Linked DNA regions of Homo sapiens: region 1 is linked to region 2. The links are chromatin contacts, found by Hi-C in ENCODE. All regions are on one chromosome and are shown on one strand. Each heading gives the region's core, a stretch centred on a gene start or an enhancer-like site at or near the end of the contact. The rest is flanking DNA. Distances are from core to core; before and after follow the strand shown. Region 1 holds the start of ITIH4 (inter-alpha-trypsin inhibitor heavy chain 4). Region 2 holds the start of TWF2 (twinfilin actin binding protein 2).

Region 1 (5,897 bases), core at 651-3,150, 590 kb before region 2:
ATTCCTCTCTGGCAGTCAGTTTCCTGAGCTACCGTCTCTTCCAAACAGCAGGGGTAAGACTCCCACATTCTGCTCCAACCATGCTGTCTGGGGCATGGAACACCAGATTCTCAGCCTGCATGACCCTTCTCTCTCCAGTCCTCTGTCCCCTGTGTGCCTGGAAGTGCCAGGTTCAAAAGACCCATAGAGGCCTGTCCCGTTGTGATGGCAAGACCATGACCATGGACAGGCTGACAGTGGCTCTTTTCGGAGCTGGACTGGCAGAGCCTGGGCTTGTGGTGCCTGGCTCGGGGCTGATGCCTGCTGGGGATGCCTTCCTGTCCCAGGAGGTTCTGGCTGCCCAGAACGTTTCCCACAGTCCCGGCCAGCCTGGCCACCTTATATAGCCCTGAGTCCGGGCTGGGCCTGTGCTCTCTGCCCCAAGGGAGCAGCCCTGCTGTGAGGAAGGGCCCAGTCCTACTTGCTGGACTCCATGGGGAGACTCTTCCCCCAGACACTGAAAGGAGCGTGTTCCCCTGTGTAATCCCAATCGTATCCAGAGCCAAAAGGGTGAGCAGTGGAGACGTGCGCAGAGATGAGGCTTCTGGCCAGTCATGCTAAGGAAGGGGAACGTCTTCCTTGCAGCTGTAGAAATAGCTCCAGTCTATGGCACCTTTGCCCCAGGCCTGCCGCCACCTCTAATGGAGACAGGACTGGTGGAGAAACCCTCCCCAGCCTCTGGAAGCCACTGGCTGCCCCAAGGCCCCCGATAGGTTCCCAAGGCAGCTGGCCCCCTCAGGGCTGGTGTCACGGAGCCGCCGTCCTTCCCTGATCCAGGACTTGGCATCTGGCCACACTTTTATGACTCATCTTTACCCATCTGTGGCCACAGACTCAGGAGCTGGCTTCCCCAGAGCCACCAGGGAACACGAGCCCCAGCGGTGCCCAGAGCGCATAATATGTACTCACTCGATCCCACTTTACAAGGAGCAGAGCGCTTCAACTTTAGCAAGGCCGGGACCCACCCCAGGCCTTTGGGCAGCGCTCCCCTGGGTCTGGGCTGTGGCAGCATCACACTGCTCATGACAACAGCATTCTGCCCTCTCTCAACCAGCGATTCCTGGGCTCCCTCTGCTCCACCAAATGACTCCCCAGTCACCCCTCAGGAGCTGCTGGCACTGTCAGGTCTGTCTTCTGTTCCATGCTCTTCTGTCAATAAACTCCCCGCATGGAGACCTCTGTGCCACAGGATGTGGCAGGTTTATGACTCAGTTGTATTGCCATTCTTGTTTTGGGGGCCTTGCTGGGGTTGAACCTAAAGCCCTGGCTAGATTAATGGCACCCAAACAGCAACCTGGGACCCCAGGAGAGAGAAGGAGGCGCCCCGTGCCCAGCACCTCTCACTTCAGAAATACGGCGTATCTATCCTGACTCTAGATCTGCCCCACACAGACACCTCCCAGAGTCACTCCATGCCTTTGGGCCCTCCCATCAGCCAGACACACTTACCTGGTGGCCAAGCCCCCTTCTTCCGGGAAGCCGCTAGGGTAGCCCTGTAGCCCTAGTCTTCCCCACCATCCCCCGCTGTTTCTCCCCGGGCTGGACTTAGGGAGAGCAGACTGACATCTTCACTGTCAATTCCCTCCCAGCCCTGTGGAGCTTGGTGGAATGCCTGGTGTGAAGGGTCCTGGTGAAGGTTTCGCACTTTTCAGAAGGGGCATGTACCCCCACTCCAAACTGAGCCTACCTTTCTTTGGTATACATTCCTGCCCCCAGCCAAGGTCCATGGGACGTTCGTCATTTGCTTATCTGAGGTCACTGTGGTTTTTGGCTTGTAGATCCCAATTTCCCAGAACCTGCCCCCATGTGGGTGGGGCAGCAAACAAGTTACTAATCCATTCCCCACTTGCTGTCGAGTTCAGAAGCCTCCTGGCAGACACTGGAGCCACGATGAAGCCCCCAAGGCCTGTCCGTACCTGCAGCAAAGTTCTCGTCCTGCTTTCACTGCTGGCCATCCACCAGACTACTACTGCCGAAAAGGTAGCCAGTGTCCATGGGTGTGGCGTGAGCTGGGGGATGAGAGAACGCCTGGGAAGTGGGGAAGAGCCTCCGCATGTGCCAGCGTGTCAGCACAAGTGCGTGTGCATCCCTGTGTGTGCAAAAAAATGGTGCAGACCTCCCGCCAGGCACTACCCCAAGGGCCTTACTGGTATTCTCCCACCTAATAGAGGGGATGATCCAATCATTTCCATTTTCCAAATGAGGAAATACAGTTTTACAAGCCTGGCTCTACCGCCTTTTAGTAAGTGACCTCAGGAGAATGATTTATGCTGACTATGTCTCAATTTCCTCATCTGTAAAACAGGGTAATACTAGAACCTATTCAGAGGGTGGCGGTTGTGAAAACCAAACCCATTGTATCTATAAAGTGCTTAGGACAGTGCTTGTTGTGAAAACCAAACCCATTGTATCTATGAAGTGCTTAGGACAGTGCTTGTCGCAGAGCAAATACCCAAGCACATAAACAAGCCACTTGGCACCTCTGTGCCAAACTGCATTCAGGCAGCCGCATGCAGCCGAGCAGAGTTGGTGCAGTGCGCATGAGCATGTCACACACAAGCAGGTAAGAGGTGCCCGTGTGCCCCTCCTCGGGGGACACAGACCTCAAGGCAAATGGCACCTGCTAGGGGAGTGCCCTGCGGAAGTGGGGATGAGTTGGGGAGGGTCCACTGCGGAGCAGAGAGGAAGATTCCCAACTCTCAGAGACCAGACTCTAGTCTACCTCCGAATTCTCCCAGCTCTGAGGGCTTCCTTCTAGGAGACTGGTGGGAGCTTCCCTGTTGCCACAGAGGCCAAAGTCTCCAGAAATCAAAGGACCTGGTCACTGCCCTTTTTCTGGGCAAAGCTAAGCCAGCATGCAAAGCTCCCTGACCCCACCAGGTCTCTCACCCCTGCCCAAAGGCTGAGTGTGATGCCCCTCCCAGACACTGGCCCTGGCTTCACCAGCTCCACCCCCTGCATGCTTGTTCTTCTCCAAGGGGTGCTCTGGGCCCCTATAGATCAAGAAGGACGTGGCCCCTGCCCTGTGGTGCTGTAGGGTGGGGAATGAAGCACACTGCTATCTCTTACCTGAGACAAATGTTCACATATGAGATGCCTCACTGGGTTCAGCCTGAGGCCTGGTCAGTGGCTCAGTCAGATTGGGAGCCAGGGTTTGGTCTAGAGCCAGAGTCAGGGCCAACTCTTGAAGAGCGTCACCCCGAGCTGAGGTGGCATTGAAACCCTGCAACCCCCTTCTTCTTTGCTGGTCCAGAATGGCATCGACATCTACAGCCTCACCGTGGACTCCAGGGTCTCATCCCGATTTGCCCACACGGTCGTCACCAGCCGAGTGGTCAATAGGGCCAATACTGTGCAGGAGGCCACCTTCCAGATGGAGCTGCCCAAGAAAGCCTTCATCACCAACTTCTCCATGTAGGTGCCTTCCCACCCTCCTCCCCTCTCCACACCCCCCAGTGCTATGACTCCATCGCTCTGTGCCAGCAAACCCTCTTCTTGAAGTAAGGCATGCCAGGGTGTACATCTTCAGGAGTACACCCTGCACCTGGGGCCACACAGGAACAGGGGCTTGCCAAAGGACTTATTCTCAAAGATGCCCCCGTCCTTCCCTCCATCCAGCCATTCATCATCCCTAAGTGCTGTCCAGGTGTTAGGCAGAGAACCACAGAATCTTTGTGACTTTGCCTTTGAGGAGCACAGACTTGAGGCCTCCTGAGGCCAGACCAGGCAAGAGGGAGTCACCAAAATGCACATTCCAGCTCAAAGTACAGAAAACCTTCTAGACCCTTGGCTTCCTCACAGTGGAGAGTGGCTTGAGGAGGATTCTCCTAGGTCTGCCCCAGCTGGGATCCTGCAGAGGACATTTTTGCTCAGGCTGCGTGAGAGATGCCTGAGGTTTCTCTGAATTCTATGAGCCAAGGATGGTCCTCACTTTGTCCTCTGCCACCCTCCCCTACCCTTCCCAACTCAGTTTCCAATGTTTACTAAATGCACCAGGATGCCGCCTGTCCCTTGCTGCCAGGAAAAGCTGTGATTTAGGACAAGGGCAAGACTCTTCCCAGAAACAGGGCGATGGTGGGGCAGAGAGGGAGTGTCTCATGTGGGGTCCCACACTGTGGCCTCTGGAAAACTGCAGTGGGGGCTAGTCTCCTCCCTCAGGCGCCAAGCATCCCCCACTCCACCGCAGCCTCTACTTTTCCTAACCCAGAGCCCGGGCCTATGCTGCCCAGCTTGCAGTGCAAGCCCCACGGGCTGTGTCAGCCTTCGACATGGGTGCCAGGGTCAGCAGTTGCCAGGTCCAGGCCCGTGGCATCTGCTGAGAGCCCAAGACTGTCACTTGCCTTCTCTAGACCCAGAACCTGTTGCTGCATGAGTTAGGGGAGCAGAGAGCAGGTTCCCTGCTCCCTGACCTGGCCAGGAGCCCCAGCTGGCCATCTGGAGAGATGAAGCACTGCCTACCCAGGGGGAGGAGTGCCACTGCCCACTCACCAGCCCCATCCCGGGCTAGAGTTAAATTATAACCAGGAAGGTCAGGCAGGAGGGACGCGTAGTCCTGACATCCTGGCTGCTCCCCCTCCTGCCCACTGCCACACACTACCACATGAAGTTGACCAGGCACATCCCTACACACCCCACAAGGAGGCTCTGAAAAAGTCGTTTTCCTCCCTGAGAAATGGCCTGGGCCATTCTTTCTCAGCCCCCAAAGGATGGCTGCTAGGAGTGTGTCCACACACCCAGGAGTCCCGTCCACCAGTTGTCCAAAACCTCCTTCCAGATATGCCAGCCTCCCTATAGGGTGCCTGCCTCTTGTGGGAGGGAGCGGGGAGACTGCTGTAGGGGGAAAGTGCTCAGAGCCTCCAGCCCTACGTCTGCTTCCTCCTCAGTCCTGGCCCCACACGGCTGCACGCAGGGCTGGGAACAAGTGTGACTCAGAGAGCTCTTGCTGGTGATGAACTAGTTCCCCTGGAACAGTCCGTGAAATGGAAGGGGCAGGTGGGAATGTGGGCCAGCTTCGGCCAGACTGGACAGGTGGAGAGAAGGCAGGATTTAGCCCGGCCCTGCCCCTCTGCAGCCTCCCCTTCGTCCCTTCTATAAAATGAATGCTTACTGTTACTGTACACACCTCCGGGAGCTAGAGGCCTGGAGCACTTTGCAGAGTGCCCTGCACAGGGTCCTGTATGCGGTAGGTGCATAATAAATGGCACTGGGCTCAGGCAAAGATGGGAGTCACTGTGTCAAGAGGCACACCGAGTCCAGAAAGGCTCTCTGGAGGAGGCAGGAGTGGAATGGGCCCCTGCCACCAGGCTCTCAACAACTCCCACCCTTCTGCCCCCAGGATCATCGATGGCATGACCTACCCAGGGATCATCAAGGAGAAGGCTGAAGCCCAGGCACAGTACAGCGCAGCAGTGGCCAAGGGAAAGAGCGCTGGCCTCGTCAAGTGAGCTGGTGGGGGGCAGCTTCAGTGGGGAGGGTCTAGACAAAGGCCACCTTGCCTTTGGCCCTTAGTCCTGCTCCCACCTCTACCAGCCTTACCCCACCTGTCCTGGAGGAGCAGGCCTGATGCCCTTCTCCCCCAGGGCCACCGGGAGAAACATGGAGCAGTTCCAGGTGTCGGTCAGTGTGGCTCCCAATGCCAAGATCACCTTTGAGCTGGTCTATGAGGAGCTGCTCAAGCGGCGTTTGGGGGTGTACGAGCTGCTGCTGAAAGTGCGGCCCCAGCAGCTGGTCAAGCACCTGCAGGTACCTGCTGCTACCTCTTCCAGGGAGGCCTCCTGCATGACCCTTGCCCTGCTGAGGGCGGCCCCTCTTTGTCCCTGAGCCTCCTGTGAGCCCCAGCCCAGGCTCCTGGCTGACCC
Region 2 (6,311 bases), core at 740-3,239:
GATTAAATAAATGTGCCCAGCAGGTAGTAAGTATACAACACAAAGCATCTAATGGTTCATTCATACATTTGCTTATTTTGCAATTATTGGCCACCTGCCAATGTTGGGCACTGTTCTAGGCACAGGGGATACAGCAAGGGCAAACACCTAACTACTGGTGGAGGGAAGACGATAAACAAATACGTAAAGATTTGTGCCAGGTAGTGATAAAAGCAAAGAATGACCCATGGAGAGGGTCAGCTGGGGAGACCACGCAGTACCCTACTTTGTCACAGTTCATCCAGTGAGGGACATTTTTACAGGGCACATGACCTTAATCTTTTTCATTAATCTTGGTTAATTCATTTCCAGGAGGTCAAGTCTCTTGTGGTTCTGTGGAATCACCAGATGCTCCTGTGGGTGTGGCTTAGTCTGAGCTGATGTAACAAGTAGCTCTGTGTTGCTGGCACCATCTGGCTGTAGCAGGGTTCAGTGTGGGAGGCCTTGCCTGTGAACTGTTCTAGAAGGCAAGCTGCAGGGCTGCATAACACTCCATTTTCCACTGTGAGTGCTGGGGGGACAGTGGTTAGCAGATGACATAGGCCCAGTCTTCAGGGTGAGCGCAGGAAGATGAATGAGAAAACCCTTCAATTCTGTGTAGCTGGGCTCTCTGGGGATGAGAAACTCAGGGGTTGGGGGGCACAGAGGAGGCCTCAATGCAGGCTAGTGAGGGTGGGGAGCAAGACAGTAAATGGAGCTGAAGCTGGGGCCAGATGCCAGGTAGGCCACACATTTCATCATCACATCTCTCAGCAACCCCAGCCCAAAAAGCTGGCCTCCTTTCCAATCTTCCCAGCCAAAGTCCCTGGACAAGCTGATTGGACCAACCAGAGTCAGATGCTCATCCCTGACTCATCACAGTGGCCTGGAAGATGCCACATGTTGACTAGTTGGTAGCAGCAGGCAGGTACTGGTACCAGTAAGGCAAGGCTGCTGGATATAGACACAGAAGGTCATTAGGACATGGGAAGTTCCTCACCAGGCTCTGGCCCTCTTTCAACCTCTGGGCCTTTGCACATGCAGTGCCCTCTTCTCAGAAAACCTTTCTGGCTGGGACTAGTAAGTGGCTCACGCCTGTAATTCCAACGCTTTGGGAGTCCGAGGCGGGCAGATCACCTGAGGTCGGGAGTTCGAGATCAGACTGACCAACATAGAGAAACCCCGTCTCTACTAAAAATACAAAATTAGCCAGGCATGGTGGTGCATGCCTGTAATCCTAACCACTCGGGAGGCTGAGGCAGGAGTGAACCCGGGAGGCGGAGGTTGCAGTGAGCCGAGATCGCGCCAGTGCACTTCAGCCTGGGCAACAAGAGGGAAACTCCATCTCAAAAAAAAAAAAAAAGAAAAAGAAAAAGAAAGAAAACTTTTCCCTCCACTCTGCTGGGCTGTTTCATTCTCCCCTCTAGGTTTCCAATCTTCGCCTTCTCCTGGCAGCCCCTCACATTGTCTCGGCGGGCTCTCACCACCATACACTCCATCTAGTGGGTGAAGGCGGGCCTAGGCCCGTGAGGGCAAAGCCTAGCGGCCATGATCACCCCGAGGTGCCCAGGACCCCACGGGAGGCGCTCAAGAAACGGCCCCTGGGGAAGAGCTGGCGCGCCCACCCACAAGCAGACCCCTTCCTGGGTGCAAACCCGTGTACGCTGGGACCCACTCCTATTCGGAGACCCACCTGGCTTGGGGCGCACAGATCGGGCGCGCGCGCACGATCCGCCCCACCCACAGACCACCGTGATCAGGGCGCACAGACACACACGCGCGTCCTCCCACGCACGCTCGGTCACACGCAGGCCCCCCTCTCCTGCCACAGAGGAACGCGCTGGCGTGCGCACGGCGGATCAATCATCATCCTTAGACCCACCCGGACCGAGGCGCAGGCTGCGCGCACGCGCGGCCCCGAGTCCCCGCCTCCCTGCCGCGCCTGTCGGGGGCGGGGCGCCGCTGGGGGCGGGTCCTGCGGCACCGCCCGGGAAGCTGCGCGAGGGTCGACAGCCTCCGCCACATCCTCCACCTCTCTTGGTCCAGCGAGCGTTGCCGGGCCAGGGTCAAGCGGAGGGCTCCGACGGCGCGGACGGAGCGAAGCGCCGAGCCATGGCGCACCAAACGGGCATCCACGGTGAGGGCGGATGGCGGGCGGGCAGGGGGCCTCGGTCTGGGCTCTCGGAAGCGCCCCCCCCCGGCTCTCGGCCCCTCCCTCCACCCCACACCAGCCGGGAGAAAGCTTCCTGTTCTCTTTTGCAGCCGCGGGTCGCCTGGGGTGGGCACATCTGGGGGAGTACGGACGTGGTGTGCATAGCTGGGAGTGGGTGTATGTGTACGTACACAACTGGGGTGGAAGTATCTGTGTGCCTACCTGGAGATGAATGTGGCTGTGTGTGCCCATCTGTATATTTTTGTTCCTTTCCGGGAGTGGGTGTACACGCATGTGCACACGTCTTCCGTGTACAGTCCTGCCTGTGCACCTCTGGATGTGACTCGCTTGTGTACATCTAGGGTCATTCATGCACTGGCACTAGTGACTGTTTGAATGGACACTGTAGGTCGCATAGGACCCTCTTTAGACATCAGTGTTTCATGGCAGTGTGCACATGTATGTGGGTGTCTGTGTGTGTGCACAGTTGGAGCGCGTCTCAGTGTGCATTTTTGCCAAGGATGCATATACCGCATGTGTCTGACTTGAATGGGCTTGTTTATGTGTGTTAGGAGAAGGCCCTGACCTTTGCTCCTCCCAGGACACTCACTCTCCCCAGGCTAGGGAAAACCCGGAACAGAGACTTCTACGTGGGATGGAGAAAGCTGCCTATCTGACCTTGACCTCTGACCTCCCTCCCATTTTCCACTGTGACTTTCTGAGTCTGCCTCAGTCTGGTTGGAAGATCCCAGCTCCAGGCTGCAGACAGAGAAGAGGTCCAGATATGGGGTTTTGTGGGGAGAGTCCTGGCCCTAAAGAATCCAGGCCAGCTCCCACCCCCAGCCCCCAGCCCTAGGAAGCTTCACCATTCCCGCATCACACCCTCCCCTCCCCTAGGGGTCCCAGTTTCCTTCTTGGACAGGCTGTGAGAGAAGCAATGGCTGGGAGCCAGGTGCCCTGACTCTACCTGGGGCTCAGTGTCCTCCTCTGTCACTGGCCTGAGAGAGCTGCCTGGCCTGTGGGGAAGGCCCGGGCTGTTTGCCCAGACAGCCTGGCGGGTTTGGCCATCAGCCACCCCTCCCACCACACTAGGATCCCCTGCCTGGGGCTGCCACCATCGACCTGCCTGACCACCTGAATCCTGGTGCGGTTGTGGCCACTTGGTGGCTGGGCTGCCCTGAGAAGGTTTCCCTGGCCCCGCGAAGGCAGGGGCCTGGGTCAGGGCCAGGGCTCCCAGATGGGCCAGCCTTTCTCCAGGAGGAGCTGGCGGGCAGGCTTCATGACTCAGCCCCACAGGAGGGAACTGCCTCCTGGCCAGCTTCTTCCTTCCCCTTTGTCTGGTCATAGCTGCTGCCTCCCAGCCTCCAGCCCTGGTGGAGGAGATCCCAGGAAGTTAGCCACCCCATACCCCTTCCCTGCTGCCTCACTCCCTCCTTTCCCATAGTGAGACAGGCCCACCGAGGGGGTCACTGGGGACTGGGCTGCCCCTAGCCCTCCTTCCACCTGTGAGCAGCCCACTTCTTCCCATTTCTGGCCTGGGAAGTTGGCAGCAGAGATCACCCTGGAGGACCAGGTGCCAGCCCTGTCCTGACCATAGGTGTGGATCTGCTGACCGCAGAGTAGGCAGGAAAGGGACCTGTAATGTGAGGCTCACTTGAGTCGGAGGGAGGGTGTTCATGAATCATTGATAATAGAGGCTCAGGTGTCCCAGGCCTGGCCTCTGGATTATTGATGGTGGCTGGGCAGGCATTGGGGCTGGGGTGGGCAGGGATGTGCCTTTCCCTGTGGGGGTGTCAGTTTGCCCTGGTAACACTAGAAGGGGCCCGTCGGCCTGTCCCTTAGGGGAGCTTCTTGGCCTTCCTTCTGGGAAGGTCTGGGCAGGTAGAAGGGGCAGCTCAGCACAGTCAGCTTGCTGTTATTATCATAATAAAAGATTAATTGTTATTAATAGAGGCCACCATCGCCAAGCCCTTTCTCCCATTTACCCCTCACCACAGCCCTGCCAAGTTTGGGGCTATTATTTCCATTTTATACACTGAAGTTCAGAGAGGTCAGGAGTCACACAGCTGAGGGAGAAGTGGAGCCCCAGAGGCCAGGCTTGGGGCCTCAGGGACCTGCTTGGGATCTGCCGATGGAAAGTTCTGTCCTGGCCCAGTGGGATGGTGTCCACCTGCCTACAGTTCCATGCCATGTTTCTCTGAGCCCTAAGGGTCTGCTGAGCTCAGTTGGGCCCCAGCCCACCCAGTGGCCTTGGAGGGTGGTGCATAGCCTGAGGTCTCAGATTAACGGTCACTCTGCAAAGGGGGGGCACCTGAGGACATAACCAGAGTTTGTTTTCCTAAAGGCCCCCCCGCCCCTGAGTTGCCCAGTCCTGGCCCTATAAATATTCTCTGACCTCAGGCCTCCAGCTGTGTTCCTGACGGAATTCCCCTGACCCTTGGGCAGCCTCAAGGTCACACTGGCCTAGCCCTGCTCACCCAGGGACCCAAGCAGGGCCCTTCCCCACATGGGCCGTGGTGGTTTCCCTGTCCACTAGTAGATCCACCACTTATGGCTCCCCAGCTCTCACCATGGTCCTCACCTCTGCCCTGGGGTCCTTGGTCACTCACTGGCTCTCACCTTCCAGCTCTACAGCCCAATGACCAAGATGGAGTCTCTTTTTTTTTTTTTTTTCTGAGGCGGAGTTTCACTCTTGTTGCCCAGGCTGGAGTGCAATGGTGTGATCTCAGCTCACTGTAACCTCCGCCTCCCGGGTTCAAGCGATTTTCCTGCCTCAGCCTCCCGAGTAGCTGGGATTACAGGTGCGTGCTACCATGCCTGGCTAATTTTTGTATTTTTAGTAGAGATGGGGTTTTGCCATGTTGGCCAGGCTGGTCTTGAACTCCTGACCTCAGGTGATCTGCCCGCCTTGGCCTCCCAAATTGCTGGGATTACAGGTGAGAGCCACCGCACCTGACCAAGATGGAGTCTCTTAGTGAGTTTCGGGGAGCCATTCCTTCTCCTGGAAGCTGCCCCAACTGCCTGAGGGTTAAGGTCATGTTGTCCCCCCACCCCCCACAGGGCTGTATCTGGGCTGGCTGTGGCTCCTCGGGGTCTCAGGGTTAGACAGCCTGGCTGGAGGGCTGGGACTGGGGCTGCACACATGGGTGTCATGCGTGTCCATGTGCTTCTGTGTACACTTTGATACATCCTGTTGCCTGCACACACGTCTCAGCCAAGCTCTGCACTTGCCTGCCTGTGTGCGTGTTAGCAAGCCGGGGACTATATCTCTGTGTGTGTTTGTGTATCTAAACATGCGTGTCCATTTGTGTTTGAGCAACTGAGCATGTGTTCATGTATGAGGGTGTTTGAATTTCTGCTCCTCTGTCACACATGCGTGTTGTGTGTTACATTCACACATGCTGGATTGAGCTGTGTGTGTGTGTGTGTGTGTGTGAATGGGCATAGTGGTCATTGCACAGTGGGGGCATTTGTCTGTGTTCTTTTTTCTGTGTATATGACTGTGCTGAGTGTGTCCAGGCCAGCCCAGAGCTCGGCCATCCTGCGGGGCAGGGGGCAGATGGAGGCTATTCACTGTGGCTGGCCTGGCTTATGCCAGAGCCTGCCCATCTTCTGGTGGGTTGTCCCATCCCTGCCCACCCCGCCCCATCACCAGACCTATCCCAGCCAGCAGGCCACTCGCCTGCCACCTCTGCTGGCTAAATTTGGGAGCTTGTGTTCAGTGGCTGTCTCAGGTTCCCAGTCACATGGGGGGCTGTATTTAACCTGGTTCCCAGCTCAGCCACCAGACCCTGTGGGACAGAGCAGGCCCCATACTCGTCTCTGTCCACTCTGCCCACTCATCCCCCACCATGTTTCTTGTTCTTATAGCCACGGAAGAGCTGAAGGAATTCTTTGCCAAGGCACGGGCTGGCTCTGTGCGGCTCATCAAGGTTGTGATTGAGGACGGTGAGTGCCCCTCACAGGCCAGGGTATAGGCTTGGGGGTGGACTCTGCTGCCTCTGTGGGTGGGGGAAGGAGGATGTTGGCCCCTGGCCTGCCGGGACCTCAATTTCCCACTCTGGAAATGGGTGTGAGGCCATCCTGACAAAGGAGAGCCTCACAGGGCAGCATCAGAGGTGGGCGCAATTGTCACCTCTGT

Evidence for each region. Hi-C counts contacts between places; a loop is a spot of excess contacts on that map. Pooled maps may share reads with other maps.
Region 1: a pooled map of gastrocnemius medialis shows a loop between it and region 2 (2.1-fold over the local background). The contact joins the promoter of ITIH4 here to the promoter of TWF2 in region 2. A Hi-C loop is called at or near these places in 1 of 168 maps with a recorded cell type or tissue (gastrocnemius medialis) and 2 of 50 pooled maps.

Annotation. Positions count from the first base shown.
Region 1 is chr3:52,826,675-52,832,571 of GRCh38, reverse strand. ITIH4 (inter-alpha-trypsin inhibitor heavy chain 4) reads left to right here and starts at 1,900. Exons shown (of 24, transcript NM_002218.5): 1 at 1,900-2,019; 2 at 3,293-3,453; 3 at 5,375-5,479; 4 at 5,619-5,781. The coding sequence starts at 1,930. RefSeq lists enhancers at 3,940-4,547, 4,548-5,156.
Region 2 is chr3:52,234,836-52,241,146 of GRCh38, reverse strand. TWF2 (twinfilin actin binding protein 2) reads left to right here and starts at 1,989. Exons shown (of 9, transcript NM_007284.4): 1 at 1,989-2,155; 2 at 6,041-6,118. The coding sequence starts at 2,131. It overlaps TWF2-DT (TWF2 divergent transcript), which reads right to left and starts at 1,909. Exons shown (of 2, transcript NR_135307.1): 1 at 1,712-1,909; 2 at 50-972. RefSeq lists enhancers at 1-315, 514-703, 1,357-1,406, 3,314-3,856, 3,857-4,398 and a silencer at 1,827-2,346.